2 separate regions of the Homo sapiens genome follow, and region 2 is linked to region 1. Evidence: read pairs that join two places in POLR2A ChIA-PET (ENCODE). Cell type or tissue: CD4-positive, alpha-beta T cell. All regions are shown on one strand. Each heading gives the region's core, and the rest is flanking DNA. Links, peaks and the distances in the headings are about the cores only.

Region 1 (7,992 bases), core at 1,493-5,492:
TACCTTGTTTTTCTGTGTACGTGGTGAATCATTAGTCTCATTTTTATTACTGAGCATTTTCATTAGTTTGGTTGAGGCTGGAAATGTTTATGTAATTTGTACTATTTATTTGAATATTTTTGAAAGTTTTGAGAAAATTATAAAAATAAAAAAAATTCTTCCTCTCTATTTCTCTACTATAAAAGTTTCTATATCTAAAACTGTTAACAGATTTCTTTTTCGAGAGAGAAAAGGTTAAATTAAAGAAGTTTGTCACTAGTACTCCATAATTTTTTGGAGTTTCTTTTCATGGTTCTCATTTTTTTTCTTCTGCAGGGTGAGGGGCAGTGGTGGTAAAGGTATATTGTTTGTGTAGTGCACCATCAGTTATATGTAGAGATTTTTAACTGTGAGTCTGCAGTAGCAAGTGGCCATTGGTGAGAATCCAACCCACAGATATATACTGCTTGCCCTTAGAGTATTTGGAATATTTGATAATTGTCACCATTTAAGAATAGAGATTTCTTTTCTTTTTCTTTTTCTTTTTTTTTTTTTTTGAGATGGAGTCTTGCTCTGTTACCCAGGGTGGTGTGCAGTAGTGTGATCTTGGCTCACTGCAACCTCCGCCTCCCGGATTCAGGTGATTCTCCTGCCTCTGCCTCCCCAGTAGCCGGGGTTACAGGTACACACCACCATGCCTGGCTAATTTTTGTATTTTTAGTAGAGACGGGGTTTCACTCTGTTGGCCAGGCTGGTCTCGAACTCCTAACCTCAGGTGATCCGCCTGCCTTGGCCTCCCAAAGTGCTGGGATTACAGGCGTGAGCCACCTCGCGGCCAATAGGAAGATTTCATATTTAAGAAGTCTCAACTTCTAGCATCTCTAGAAAACCCACAGGACTTGGCTATACCTGGTGGCCATTCCTGCTTGAGACTAGATTGCCAGAGCTGAGTAGCGGTTGACCCTTTTAGGTGGGTACTGAGGTCTCCATTTGCAGTCTCCACCAGGTCTGCTTTGCCTTTGCTATTGCAGTATTTGCCTGGCATCTGGCCTGGATCTTATGCTGAACCTAATATTCAGACTTCTCAAGTCTGAAACTTTAAGGAAAAGAAAATAAGGAATGTAAATAGTACCTTTCTTTTTTAAAAAAATCATTTTACTGTCTCTACAAAAATAAAATCATTCTTATTAAGTCAAATAATTGGTGAAGGTTAATGTTAGAACATGTAGCATTCATTAACTTTGTCACTGATTGCATTATACATATGGGTGAGCCATTGTTTCTTAATAAAAATGGGGGTGAGACTTGCTAAGATTAGTTACGGACAATGATTGATGACCAGAACTCATATTTTTTACTGTATTTGTATAAGTAGCAGAGAAATATAGTAGGTGCTTCAAGGGTTGCAAGAGTAAAATGCCCCTTTTCTCAATGGGAGAAAAGGGAGTATTAGATCTAGTAGGAAATTAAGTAAACCAATTACTGTGATTCAGGCTAGGTTAAGATAAATATCACGAGTGAAGTATGAGCAAAGGTCATGAGGGTTAAAAGAAAAAGAAATTTGTGTAATTAGGATCAGTAAATTCTTTGAGGAAAAATAGCAGGTATGTTTTTCCTGCTACTTAATTTATTTTCTGAGCAAGAGGTTATTGGTTCTGATGCTCTTCGCTTAATGATTCTATCAGGAAAACATAATTATGAATTAGATGAGTTTAAACTTTTCACCCTTAGTGAAGAGTCTGGTCTACAGAACTTTTAGTTACCTGTGGTCTGGAGGGAAGTTGACGGTGATGTCTGTAGTGACTGAGGTACAGAGCACAGTTGAATGCTAGAATCGGTATGGATCATTGATTAGCCACTCTGGGGAAAACAGGCAAACATTACTGGCAAAGCTAAAAAGGACAGCCATAAATTAGGAAGGGAAAAGGAAAAACGAAGAGTAGACTTTCTGGTTGCTTTACTTCTCTCTCTTTACTGGCCATTGGTGAAATGAACAGAGTCCCTTTAAGAACACTTAAATACCCAGAAAAGTACCTTTTGGGAAGAAGATTTTTTATAGTGATTATTAACTATAACAATGGTTACCACTGACATTTTTTGTTGTTGTTGCTTACTGCCAAACAGGAACAGTTCTAATTGGTTTATTTGTATTGTTTTGGTTATCTATTGCTGCATAATAAAGCACTCCAAAACATAGTGGCTAAAACAATTGTGTATTTGCCCTTGATTCTAAAATTTGTGTATGGCTTTATGGTGACTTCTCCACATGTGATCTGTTGGCTATAATGTCCACTGTGGCTTCTTAACTCATAAATCTAGTGCCTCAACTGGGATGGCTGGAGCAGCTGGTAGATGGCTGGGCATTTCCCTCTCTCTTCCTACCCATGTCGTCTCTCCACTTGAAGAAGGTTGGCCTTCTTTTTTTTTTTCCCCCCTGAGATGGAGTCTTGCCCTGTCGCCCAGGCTGGAGTGCAGTGGTATGGCTCACTGCAACCTCCGCCTTCCGGGTTCAAGCATTTCTCCTGTCTCAGCCTCCCAAGTAGCTGGCATTACAGGTGCGTGCCACCACGTCCAGCTAATTTTTGTATTTTTCATGGAGATGGGGTTTCACCATGTTGGCCAGGCTGGTCTCGAACTCCTGACCTCGTGATCTGCCACCTTGGCCTCCCAAAGTGCTGCGATTACAGGCATGAGCCACTGTGCCCAGCCAGCTTGGCCTTCTTCATAGCATGGCAGCTATGGCAGTTCCGTGAAAGACCTTTCCAAGCCCTAGTGTGCCGGTATTTATCAAGCTTCTGTGTTCCTCATCCTTGCTAATGTTCCAATGGTGAGTGCTGGTCACATAACCCAGTGTGCATTAAATATGGGAGGGGACTATAAAATGGCATGAATACAGCAAGTTGAGCTTTCCTCAGGGCATCAAAGTAACAGTACCATGTGTATTACTTATTTTCATGTAATACGAGATAATAGAATACTAGTAGTGAGGGACAGGCTGGGAGATAGGACAAATACTTATGAGTTCTTCCTTCAGGCCCAGCAAGCTAAGTTGTCTTTTGTTAAATGAGTCAAATTTCTCCACAATAGATGTTGCTTTTTGGCTACCATTACCTTAATTTTAAACCAAAAATACTGAATACGGATGTTGTTTATTGTTTGAATATGCAGGTATTTCTGTGTTACCTTGAAATCACTGGCAGTACATTTCAGTTTTGTGCTGCGTTAAAAATTGTTGTTATTAGATACAACTTATTGATAACTATGTATGTCTTGTCACATCTCTACAGGATTTAGGGTATGATGATTTTAGGTGTTTTAGTGGTTATGTGATTTAGTGAGTAAAATAATGAACAGTATGGGGGACAAAAAGAAATATACAATTCTACAGTCTAGTTGGAAGATGAGGCATTACTGGTAGGGAAATAAGATGATAAAAGTAGTCTACAGATACGTTGTGCAGGTAAATTTTTCAAATTCAGAGGATAGTTGCCAAAGAGTGAAAGAATGAAAGTAAATGAAAGAATGATACTGAAATTTCATACCATAATTCTCTTGAAGGAAATTTCAGTATCATTCATTTAGGATTATTACAGTGAGAAAGTGTGATTAACTTTTGTAACATTTGTGTTTCAAATTGTAGTCAAGTTGTTATGTGTAACATAGAGTTTTAGTTACAGAGGGAAGCTTCTCTGCTTAGATACAGAAGTAGCCTTAGGTAGAGTGACTTGCTTCACTCCACCCTACACCCTAGCTAAGTTCATATAACTAGGTAGTGGTAGAACTGGGACAGAATCCGATTCTCATACTGTTTCACATATATTTAGATTTGAGTAATATTTATAATTCATTTTTTTTTAAATTTTAGAGAGGACTAGAAGCAAAGGCTCAGTATTTGCTAATCATTTGCTAGATGTCAGGTACTTTATATAGATTATCTTATTTAATTCTTACAATGATATAGTGAGAATGGGCATCATCCTCATTGTTGAGGAAACTGAGTGATAGAGCTGGAATTTTAATGTAAATACTATGCTTTTTATTTTGTCTTGCCCCTTTCCATTACGTAGAATGTACACACATATATGCACCCAGATAAAACTTAACGTACTTCAGGGCTGGCAGTAACTGGCATTTTGGACTTAATAGTTCCCCCCTGTCCCCCATAGTCATAGGTTGAAGCCTTAACCACCAATGTAACTGAATTTGGAGATACAGCCTTTAAAAGAGGTAATTAAGGTTAAATGAGGTCATAAGGGTGGCTGGTGAATCCTATAGGACGGGTACCTTTATAAGAAGAGGTACCAGGAGTATGAGTGCATCAAGAAAAGGTCATGTGAGGACATGGTGAGGAGGCCTTCATTTGTCAGCTAAGGAGAGAGGCCTGACCAGAAACCAAGCTTGCCAGCACTTTGATAGTTCAATTTCCAGCATGCAGAACTGTGAAAAAATAATTTCTGTTGTTTAAGCCACCCAGACTCTGGTATTTCGTCATAGCAGCCCAAACTGACTAATACATGGGTAACTCTACATCTTTAAAAATGGATTTGGATTATTTTGGAACAGATTAAATGCATGTCTGCTGCTTGAGAAATAAGGTCCTCATTCTTTTAATTTCTTTCACTGTGGGAGAGAAAATCTTGCCTTACTTTACCTCTTTCTTTGTTAGTCAGTGACCTTTATCTTTTTTGATTGTACCTCTGTTGAAAGATGGAAAGCATATTTAAATGCATGTCTGATTATTATAGTGTGGAAAGATCCTACACATGACCATGGTAGCCATGGAATATCCTATGGATAAGCTGTTACTCCAGCAAATTTTCTGTATTCAATGTGTGTTCATTGTTGTAACATTTTACTTTAAAAATTTCGCTAATACATCTGTCTCAAGCTAAGGGAAAGACTTAGAGATCTCCCTCACCTCTTTTAAGTGTTTTTTGTAGGAATAACTTGCTAAACTGGGTTCATATTAGACACTTGTGTAACGATAGACCGTATCTCACCTATATTCTTTTCTATCTAAATGTTGATTCATTTCTCTAATTTTTAAATCTTTTTATTTTGAGGTAATTGTAGATTCATATGCAGTTTTAAGAAATAAGACAGATGGGCCGGGCGCAGTGGCTCACTCCTGTAATCCCAGCACTTTGGGAGGCCGAGGTGGGTGGATCACAGGGTCAGGAGATCGAGACCATCCTGGCTAACACGGTGAAACCCCGTCTCTACTAAAAATACAAAAAAAAAAAAAAATTAGCTGGGCGTGGTGGTGGGTGCCTGCTACTCGGGAGGCTGAGACAGGAGAATGGCGTGAACCTGGGAGGCAGAGTTTGCAGTGAGCCGAGATCATGCCACTGCACTCCAGCCTGGGCGACAGAGCGAGACTCTGTCTCAAAAAAAAAGAAAAGAAAAAGTAATAAGTTAGAGATGTACTTGTTCATCCATTTTACCTCAGTGGTAACATCTTGCATAACTATAGTGCAGTATCAAAACCAGGACATTGACATCGCTGTAATCCACCTATTTTGTTCACATTTCACCAGTTTTACATATATTCATTTGTGTGTGTGCATGTATGTGTGTGTGATATATTTAGTATTTAGTTCTATGCAGTATTGTAACATGTAAATTTGTATAATCATTACCATACTAGAGATACAGAAGAGTTTCTTCACCACTAGAATCTCTCATGCTGTGTTTTATAACCAGAGTGTCTCCTTCCTCTTTCCTTATTCCCTGGTAACTGCTAATTTGTTCTTTTTTTTTTTTTTTTTTTTTTTTCCTGTGGTCATTTAAAGAAGATTATGCGGGCTGGGTGCAATGGCTCATTCCTGTAATCTCAGCACTTTGTGAGGCTGAGGCAGTTGGATCGCTTGAGCCCAGGAGTTCAAGACCAGCCTGGGCAACATGGCGAAACCTTGTCTCTACAAAAAAAACAAAAATTAGCTGTTCGTGGTGTTGCACACCATAGTCCCAGCTATTCAGGAGGCTGAGGTGGGAGGATCACCTGAGCCTATGAGGTTGAGGCTGCAGTGAGTTATGATTGTGCCATTGCACTCCAGCCTGGGTGACAGAATGATAACCTGCCTCAAAATGGAATCAAATAGTATGTAACCTTTTGGGATTGGCATTTGTCACTCAGCATAATTTGTCAAGTTCGTGTAAGTTGAAGTATCAATATTTTGCCCTTTTTTCATTGCTGAATAGTAGTCCATGGTGTAGATGTGCCACAGTTTGTTTAACCGTTCAGCCATTGGGGAACATTTGGGTCATTTCTAGTTTTGGGTATTATAAAAAAAAGCTGCTATAAACATTTGTATATATGTTTTTGTGTGAACATAAGTTTTCATTTCTGTCAGTTAAGTCCCCGAGAGTACAATTACTGGATTGTATGATAGTTGCATGTTCACTTTTATAAGAAATTGCCAGCATTTTCTATAATGGCTATATATTTTTACATTCTCACCAGCAATGTGTGAAAGATCCGGTTTCTCTGTGTCTTAACCAGCATTTGATGATATCATTTTTTATTTTAGCCTTTCTGTTTTTACTGATATCTCATTGTGATTTTGATTAACATTTTTCTAATGTCTAATTATATTAGTCAGGGTTCTCCAGAGAGAATCAATAAGATACATGCATATATAAAAGGGAGTTTATTAGGGAGAATTGGCTCATGCCATTACAAAGTCAAAATCCCACAATAGGTCATCTGCAAGCTAGCCAATGAAAAAAGCTGGTACCACATCCAAGTTGGAAAGCCTCAAAGCCAGGAAAGCTGACAGTCTGAGGCCAAAGGCCTGAGACCCCCAGGGAGGCTGCTAGCCTGAGTCCTGGAGTCCAGAGACCAAAGAACCTGGAGTTTGATGCCTGAGGGCAAAAGCAAAATATCCCTCACTAGAAGGGGATGGGGAACTCAGCACGCTGGCTCTGTTTCTCTTACTGCCTGCTTTGTTCTGGCAGCCGACTGCATTGGATGGTGCCCACCCAGAGTGGGTCTTACTCTCCTCATTCACTGACTCACATGCCAGTCTCTTCTGTAAACACCCTCACAGACACACCCAGAAACAATGCTTCACCAGCCATCAAGGCATCCCTCAGTCCAGTCAAGCTGACACCTAATATTAACCATCACAGTAATGATGTTGGAAAATCTTTTTCTTTCTTTCTTTTTTTTTTTGACAGTGTCTTGCTCTGTTGCCTAGGCTGGAATGCAGTGGCACAATAATGGCTCATTACAACTTCCACCTTCCAGGTTCAAGCGATTTTCCTGCCTCAGCCTCCCAAGTAGCTAGAATTACAGGCACCTGCCACCACGCCTGGCTAATTCTTGTATTTTTAGTAGAGACAGGGTTTCACCATGTTGGCCAGGCCGGTCCTGAACTCCTGACCTCAAGTGATCCACCTGCCTCAGCCTCCCAAAATGCTGGGATTACAAGCGTGAGCCACCTCGCCCAGCTTGAAAAATCTTTTCATGTGCTTTTTCCATCTGTATACCTTCTTTGGTGAAATGTCTGTGTCTTTGGCCCATTTTCAAATTGGATTTTTTTAAATTGTTGAGTTTCAAGAGGTTCAACCCATATTGTAACATGTGTCAGAATTTTCTTTCTTTCTTTTTTTTTGAGACAGAGTCTCACTCTGTCGCCCAGGCTGGAGTATGGTGGTCCGATCTCGGCTGACTGCAAAGTCCACCTCCCCAGTTCATGCCATTCTCCTGCCTCAGCATCCCGAGTAGCTGGACTACCGGCGCCTGCCACCACGCCTGGCTAATTTCTTTTTTTTTTTTTGAGGCTGAATAATGTTCCATTGCATGTATATATCACCTTTTGTTTACCCAGTTATCCACTGAACATTTGGGTTGCTTGCATCTTTTGGCTATGGTTCCCAGTGTGCACATGGTATATAAATATCTGTTCCAGTGCCTGCTTTCATTTTGGGTATATACCCAGGCATGGAATTGCTGAATCATATGGTAATTCTGTTTTTAATTTTTTAAGGAATCATCATACTGTTTTCCAC
Region 2 (7,992 bases), core at 2,653-6,652, 130 kb after region 1:
GTTGAGGCTGCAATGAGCTTTGACTGTGCCACTGCATTCCAGCCTGGGTGAGAGTGAGATGCTGTCTCAAAAAAAATAACCACCCAACCCCCACAAAATTAATGGAAGTCCACATCTTAACTCCATATACATCAGTAATTTACATGACTATCTTTCCTAACACAGAGATTTATCTTATTCATACTCCTAAAGTGTAGTACAGTGCATAGTAGTACATAGAAGGTATCTAATAAATGTTTGCTTAGTAAATAAGTGGAGATATAAATCACTTTGGGATTAAACGTATACATTTATATACAGTTGGTGAGCTGCGTTTGCAGAGAACAGGCATATCATAAATAAAATATAAACCTACAATCCCTTATCCTAGATGCAGATGTGTTGCGAAATTCTTATTAATAAGTATTCATGTCTTAGAAAAGTTATCTGGTGTATATATTATGAAATGTGAAATACCCAAGTGATGTCTGTAATCAGGAATATTAAGATTTCTGCAAGGGAACACAAATATTCCTATTAAGTGAAATAAAAACTAAATACAATCTGCTCTATTTGCTGCCACCTTATCAATGGATTCTGAAATTATGGATAAGGGATTATAATCATGTAAAATAGTTTTAATTAACTTTAGGAAGTTTTATCATCTTTCTTCCTCAGCTATTTCTAGGAATGAAATCAAGCAGAACCTCAAAGGTCATAAATTGAGAAACTTAATATAGAAACTAAAAATGTCTAATTGGCTGCTAGCTTGTGCTTCAGTTAGTTAACAATATTTAACTTCCGCGTGTCATACATGCTCTACAGAAGGGGAATAAAGATAAAACAAGGCAGACATTTGCTGCACTCAAGTTGCTCACCAGTTCACAGGAACTTCTAAATTTGTCATATACTGATAGCTATATCAGTCTTTCAAGGATCACCTGGTTTACTTCTACTTTAATCCTAAATGTATCCTCTTAGTTTAACAGTATTTTTCATGATGTTTAAAGATTTCCTCAAAAGGCAATTTCATTTCTTCTTCTCACCAACCATCCCAGCCACAAAGAATATTAAAGATTACAGTCAGAAATGATTCTATGAATAAATAAACCCAGTGACTGAATTTGACCTAAGTTAAAAAACTAATTAATACCTTTCCATAGTAATTCCAGCCCTGGAGGCACTAGATAAAATGGCAGTCAGGGCAATTTGGGAAGGTGTGTATAAAAGGTAAGCATCCGTCAATGCAATTCTATTAAGAAAGTCATCAGCTGTTTTCCTCAAAATCTCTGGATTCTCCAATATGGGATAGCGGGTCTACAAAGAAAGTTTGCAAATGTTACCATTTCTGAGGGTTTAAATGGAGTATAACAACAGTTTAAAAATTACACAACTCCTATTAAGAAATATATGCTATAACATATCTAAAGTTCCTAGCACAGTAATTGACACTGTCCTCAATTTACATTAATCCCTTCTCTTGGTCCTTTTCCACCTGAGTAGGAAGGGGAGGGAAGGGAAGCTCTTAGAGATTCCATTGAGTCTAAAGTAGGGCCAAGAAATACATATTCCCAGGTAAATGCTTCTCTCAGGCAACCCAGGTGATTCAAATGTAAGGCCACATGTAGGAATACACCTTATTTTTATATGAAATTCCTTCTATTTAAAATTTGCTTTCAGGAAGAAGTAAATAAAAATGAATCTCGATTTGATTAGAACACACTAGACTTCGAATTCCCACAGAAAAAGTTTTAGAGTATGCCCAAGAGATGTGGAAGACCTCCTATTTCCTGACAGTTCTTCATACCCTATAAAATAAACTATAAATCCTAAGTCCTCAGATATCCATATGCAACACCTAAAGCACTAAGAAAGCTTTTCTACACTCTGAAACAAAATATTCAGAGTCAATTATGCAAAAATGCCTCACCTGTGATATGACAAATTCAGACCCACTACTCTGACCACAATGCCTCCCTTTCTAATATATTTACTCATTTACTTCACAGCTGTTCTCCCTCCTCTGAACCTTTGCTCACTTATCCCTCTACTTGCTCCCACTCACCAGTGTCCTCTGGTCCTCATTTCTCTCCTGAATTCCCTGCCCCAATATGCTGCCAACAAATTTCTGGCAAAACCAGAAACTGAACAGTGGTTGAATCCAACAAACTTTCGCTTTGCAACTATACCAAGATTTCTGAGGGCTGCCAGAGAAAACCATACAAGCAGAAGTCTGGTAATGTTACTATAAACTCATGTTCATTGACCTCAGCAAGGCTCTTAAACACTGCCAAGCAACCATAGTATTTCCACAGACAATTGACTCTCCTATTTTTCAGTGACTGCATAAATATTTTCCATCTGTCTTAATGTCTTTGATAATTCTCAGAAACTCCATCACTCTCAGAAAACTATCTCTTACCAAAGAAAGGCGCTATTTCCTGTCAACACCAAATCCTGAGGCATAACAGTATCCTAACCCATGATTTCCCCTTTTCCACTGTTAAGAGAAAGAGCTATTATTCCCTCTAAGGCCAGTTCTTATACCTTGCTTCCAAATCCCATGCCAACCCCCTTCCATCTTACTCCAAAGAGACTATTTTGTATTTCATCTTGCTCTCACTACTAGCTCTTTGCCTCAGTATTTAAATGTGCATCAGTCTCTTCCATAAAACAAAACACAACAACAAAAAAACTCTCACCCAGTCAGAAACCTGGGGGTTCTTCCTCTGTCTTCATCTCTATATGCAATCAATCCTCATGTTCTATTGATTCTACCTAACTACAGGCTAAGCATCACAAATCCAAAAAATTCAAAATCCGAAATGCTCCAAAATCTGAAAGTTTCTGAGCACTGACATGACACTCAGGAAATTCTCATTGGAGCATTTCAGATTTTGGATTTGGGATGCTCAACCAGTAAGCACAATGCAAATATTGCAAAATCAAAAAAAAAAAAAGTGTAATCCCAAGTACTTTTAGTCCCAAATTTTTTAGATAAGGGATACTCATCCTGTATCTCTGAAGCCCAGGAAGCTCTTTCTGTATCCACAACCTTCATACGAGTGAAGCCCAGCACTATCTTTTGCTTGGACTCCTTTAACGGTACCCTGTTATTGACTTAATCTATTCTAATCCATTCTCCACGTTATGCCTGACACATACAGATGCGCGATAAATACCTGATCCATAAGGTTGCCAACATGATCTTTTAAAGCTGCAAATCTAATCATGCCACTCTCTAAATTTAAACCTTTCACTAGCTTCTCTTTGCTGTATTCAAAATCTGTAACATTGTCTCCACAGTCTAGACTCTGCCTTCCACTCTGGCAGCAGCTGTCTGTGATCTCTTCCCCCTGCATTGCTAGGCTCTGTTCAGGCTCTTCAGCACGGAATGGTTTCTTGAATTTGAGCTTTTTACCAGGGAAGTCTCTGATTGGAATGTTCTTCTCTCTCCTATTCCTACTCTGAATTTTATTTTAAATGATACGTTCTCAGAATGTTTTCCTTACCCCTTAATCTGTTATCTCCCTCTAAAATATATTTTCCCCTCTGTATCATTGAGCACACTGGATATATGATTGTCTAAAACCTTTAGATTGTAAGGTTCACAAAAGTTGAGACTGTTCCTGTCCTATTTCTGGTTACATCCTCAAGCACAAAGTTTGGCACATAGAAGGTACCCAAATTGAGCCACTGATCTAACATGAATGAACCAATTCCTGATTTGATTCGACTCAGACTATCCAACTTCTCTTTTAGAGCCAAACAAAACAACTTAAAAAAGTTGCTTTTGTCAATGTTTGTTTACGTATATTATTGATGCCTACATAGTGACTTAAGTTCACAAACCTCTAAAAATATAAGTCACTTAGCAATCTTCTAGTTTAAGAATTTTTTATGGTTTAAATCAGGCCCAGATCCATGACAATATAATTCAAAGTTAGAAGAGTTATCTTAAGCCTTTATAGTAAGCACCGTTCTAAACTCTCAATGGTCTTCATTACATCCCTGGATGTAATGAAGATCACTTAAATGAGATTGCAGATCACTTAAATCAGAAACTCTGTAAGTCCCACCCAACAATCTCAGTTAACAATTTCTCCAGATGACTGATGATGCCCACTGAAGTTTGAAAACAACTGCCCTAGATGACCAGGCCAGACCCACAGGTTGTATCCATGCTATAACAACGAGGATGATTATGAGTTTTAAAATTTTGGATTCTTTTGTTAAAGAATAGGAAAGGAGAATGTAGTATTAGTTTATTTTACATCAAGTTTACCTTTAAGTCGATGAGGAAGCCCTCAAATGGTCTGTAAGGATTGTGGACAATAAGGTGGAAATTAAGTTGCTGTATAAGAAGTAGTTCATATTCCAGTATCTGTTCAAGTGCCTTCTCCTGTCCAAGAGGACTCTCCCGGAGGTTTCCAACAAACTGAGGACTAGATACATTGAATTCATCTACTTTGCAGGCCAAAAATGCACAAGTGAGCCTAGAGGAAAAAATAAGGAGGCAGGAGGCAGGGGGTGGGTGGGGTGGAAGAACATGCATATACTTTGAGAAGTATCTAAATAATTTATTTCTAAAAGTATATTCTATAATTGCCTAATATTCAAAAGCGACTGCTAGACATTGCAAGAATTGTTTTTTAAAAGACACTTCCTGTTCACACTTCATTAGGAGACGTAAGACAACTATAAAATTAGGTCAAACCAATATTGCCATGGCATTCAAACATCACTGACTCAATGACAGTGTTATGCAGTACAACCTAAATATCTGGAAAAACAAATTAACTGAGGAATAAGAGTACTTTGTATAATGTAGATGGAAGAGTTAAAAATAAAGCAGTACCCACATATGTACCATGTAAGTATGGGAAGAAAAGTAGGTTAAAGGAACATTGTGGAAGGCCATCGGCAGAAGTCTCTAAGGGCATCTGAATAAGGGACTATTATTTAAGGGACAAACTTGTGAAATTCACCTGGCCACTTCATGCTGTTCAGTATGAGAAAACAGTAAGAAAGCTACTGTAAAAAACAGTTGGCAGTGAGATCAAGGGCCTAATCTTGACTGGTGGAAATGGGAATCAAAAAAGAGAAAACAGGTACAATGTCATTGAGAGCAAACTCTTTGATGAGTTTCATACTAATTTCATTTTTAATGATAGACACAGCGCTCAGCAGAGAGCAGCAACAACAGACCTTTGTTCAACTGAAATGAGTATGAAGCTATAGGATCCGTAAACTGACTGGATGTGGGAGGGGCCACTATAAATGATTCTCAGTCTGAACAACTGGAAGAACAAAGGTGTCTAATAGGAAGAGATGTTAGAGAAGTAGCTAATTTGAGAAAAACAAAATTTGAATCTGGACAAGCTGAAGTTCACATACCATCAGAATTACTGAAGTACAGGTAAACAGAGATCTCAAGTTCTGAATAAAAAAAAAAAAATAGAATTCAAGTCTAAATTACCCTGTATTAGGAAGTCAGTTCTCTCTCTCTCTCTCTCACAATTCTCTCCTCCCAAAAAATACTCAAAAGATTATAAAGGTCTTCTTAAATGAAAACAATATATTAGACAGACATACTCACATTATTATCCTGGGGTGATATTCCATTACTGAGTTATTAAGATAAAAACGTTTGAAATACATACAAGCCGTACCCTAAGGGTTAAAAAAAATATATCATCAGGATCTAGTCACAAATGTTAAATGTTAAATTTTGTGAAACAGAACTTATTTATGGAAAGGTTTCTTTGTAGAGATTACCCAGAAAAATACTAATACTCATTAATTCTTCTTTAATCAAAACAAATTGTGATGAATTACTACAGAAATGCCATAGCCAAAAGATTCTTTCCCATCCTTTGCTTGTCTATCCCCAGCCTACTCTGGCTAATCCTTCCTATGGTCACTGGATTTAAAAATACGTGTGTGTGTGTGTGTGTGTGTGTGTGTGTGTGTATTAGAAATCAGACTATCAAAAATGTTCTGAATTAGATAAATTCAGGAAGAAAAATACAAACGTTCACAGATTAACCAATCTTATAAAAATACTGACAAAAAAACATGGGCAAGGCAATAAGCCTTCTCTCTAAAGCCACTCCATATTTGTGATATAACCATGTATCCATTCCATGATTTGTGATCACTGCTGCCAACTGAATGGCAGAAGCAGCACTACCATTTATTGAATGTATACCATGTGCCAGACTCTGTGCTAAACACGAAACTATCATCATGTTTTAATCCTTACAACAGCTTGGTGAAGTATTACTATCTCTACAGAGAAGGAAACTGAGTATCAATGAGGTTAACTGACTTATCTAGGTCACACAGCTAATAAGGAACAGGAATGAATTCAAGTAAGACCTGCCTGTACTTTTAACCATTATATCATTTGGCTGGAACCAATGAAATAACCACTTATCTATTTTATGATAGAAAAAAGAATATTTCCTTTTAAGTATTTTAAAAGTTTAGTTTTGTCATTATGTAAAACAAAAAATTATTCACCAATGATAAACATGTTATTTAAAAATAAATTCCATAAAGAAGTTCATTAAAGGATTTTTTCTTCATTTGATAAGATCACTTAAATTTACTGCCTCATTTTACAGTTCTTTTGTAAGAACAAGCCAAATCTGAAGATATAAACTAATCAAGTATACCTAAAACTCTCTCTGAATCTTTGACATCTCAGATGAAAAAAAATTGTAAATTCTATGGACTTAATATTTTCAACATACTTCAATTTTTTTTTCAACTATAAAAATGGAGATAATTTCCTAGAAAATTATTCTCTACTGGGTCGTAAGCTAGTCACGCTGTATAACTTTAAAACTTAACAGACTTTTACTTAAGATATACTTTTATATTTGGTCTTCACAACAAACCAGTGAGAGAATAACGTAACAACATTTTGAACACCCTCCCACTCTACCTTTTTTATCTTTCTGCTTTTTAATCTCAGCTACCTGTTTCTCCTCACGGTTGCCCACCCCAGCAAAAAACAAATAGGTCCTCAGAACCATACATCTGAAACAATAAGGCAATCTTTTTCACCAAAGATAAAACTCCAGCTTCTACTAATCAAGGCTTAAAAAAATCTTATGGTATCAGTTTCAGCTGGGGCATATGATTACCAATGATGAATGAATGCATTATTTCAAACATTTATTGGGTGTCACAGAGTTGGAAAAGCAGTAGTCTATGTTCTAGTCCCAGTCCTATGGCTCATTAGTTGAGAACTTAGAGGAAAGTAATTTATTTTTTTTCTTTCTTTATGACATTACCTGACCTCAAATTTTTTTCTGACCACAAAGTGAGACTTGAAATACTTTTGAAGATATGATACAGCAACTCATGATTTAAGGCCTGTATTGAAAAATATATAATGTGCCAAAAACTAATTAATTGTAACTAAGGTGAATTTTTAAGACTTGAGTGGACAGGGAATTTAGAAGAGGTCAAATTTCACAAGCCAACTAAAGGACATTATATTTCATCACCACTGTAACTTACCACAACAGATCTTGGCATTGCTGGCTTAAACACCGAACAGAATTCCAATAACCTTTTCTCATAGTATTTGCAGAGTGTCATTTCTTCATGAGGCTCAAGAAAGACTGGATCATTCGGAAGAACCTTTAGATCAACAATTACAACACAAGTTCAATGAATTCAATGAATTAAACAATTGTAAAACATTTTTCTCTATCTAGATTAAATTTAGTTTATATATCCAACGAAGGGTATATATCACGCCTCATTTTCTTTATAGATTCGCTAATCATTACACAAAATAGCTGTAGGAAAATATTTAATAAACTAAAACTGTACCATCATTTCACGACTTTTCGGAATGTCAGCTAGACCTTTGCTTCATTAAAGTATAAACAATCATGACAGGCTGTGTGCACATGCTCACAGTTGTGATATCATTATTTATAAATTAAAAAGTAGACAGACTTTTTAAAATATGATTGGAAAGCTTCCAACATC

What was found. ChIA-PET counts read pairs that join two places held together with the same protein. Peaks named below come from ENCODE experiments on the same cell type or tissue, not always from the same donor. Only the 100,000 strongest peaks of a DNase experiment are listed, where the experiment ranks them.
Region 2: POLR2A ChIA-PET joins it to region 1 with 6 read pairs; 22 of 35 experiments call an interaction of 5 or more read pairs at or near these places.

What each region holds. Positions count from the first base shown.
Region 1 is chr5:87,273,180-87,281,171 of GRCh38, forward strand. The region is part of intron 1 of RASA1 (RAS p21 protein activator 1); the gene reads left to right. Among named protein-coding and RNA genes, the nearest start is that of RASA1, 9.3 kb to the left of the region's middle. In CD4-positive, alpha-beta T cell, for the core only: no CTCF peak of the experiment used is centred there; no DNase peak of the experiment used is centred there.
Region 2 is chr5:87,403,712-87,411,703 of GRCh38, forward strand. It overlaps CCNH (cyclin H), which reads right to left. Exons shown (of 9, transcript NM_001239.4): 2 at 7,513-7,635; 3 at 5,579-5,652; 4 at 4,265-4,475; 5 at 1,133-1,296. Among named protein-coding and RNA genes, the nearest start is that of CCNH, 5.2 kb to the right of the region's middle. In CD4-positive, alpha-beta T cell, for the core only: no CTCF peak of the experiment used is centred there; a DNase peak (open chromatin) is centred at 4,680; H3K27ac peaks cover 1,196 bases.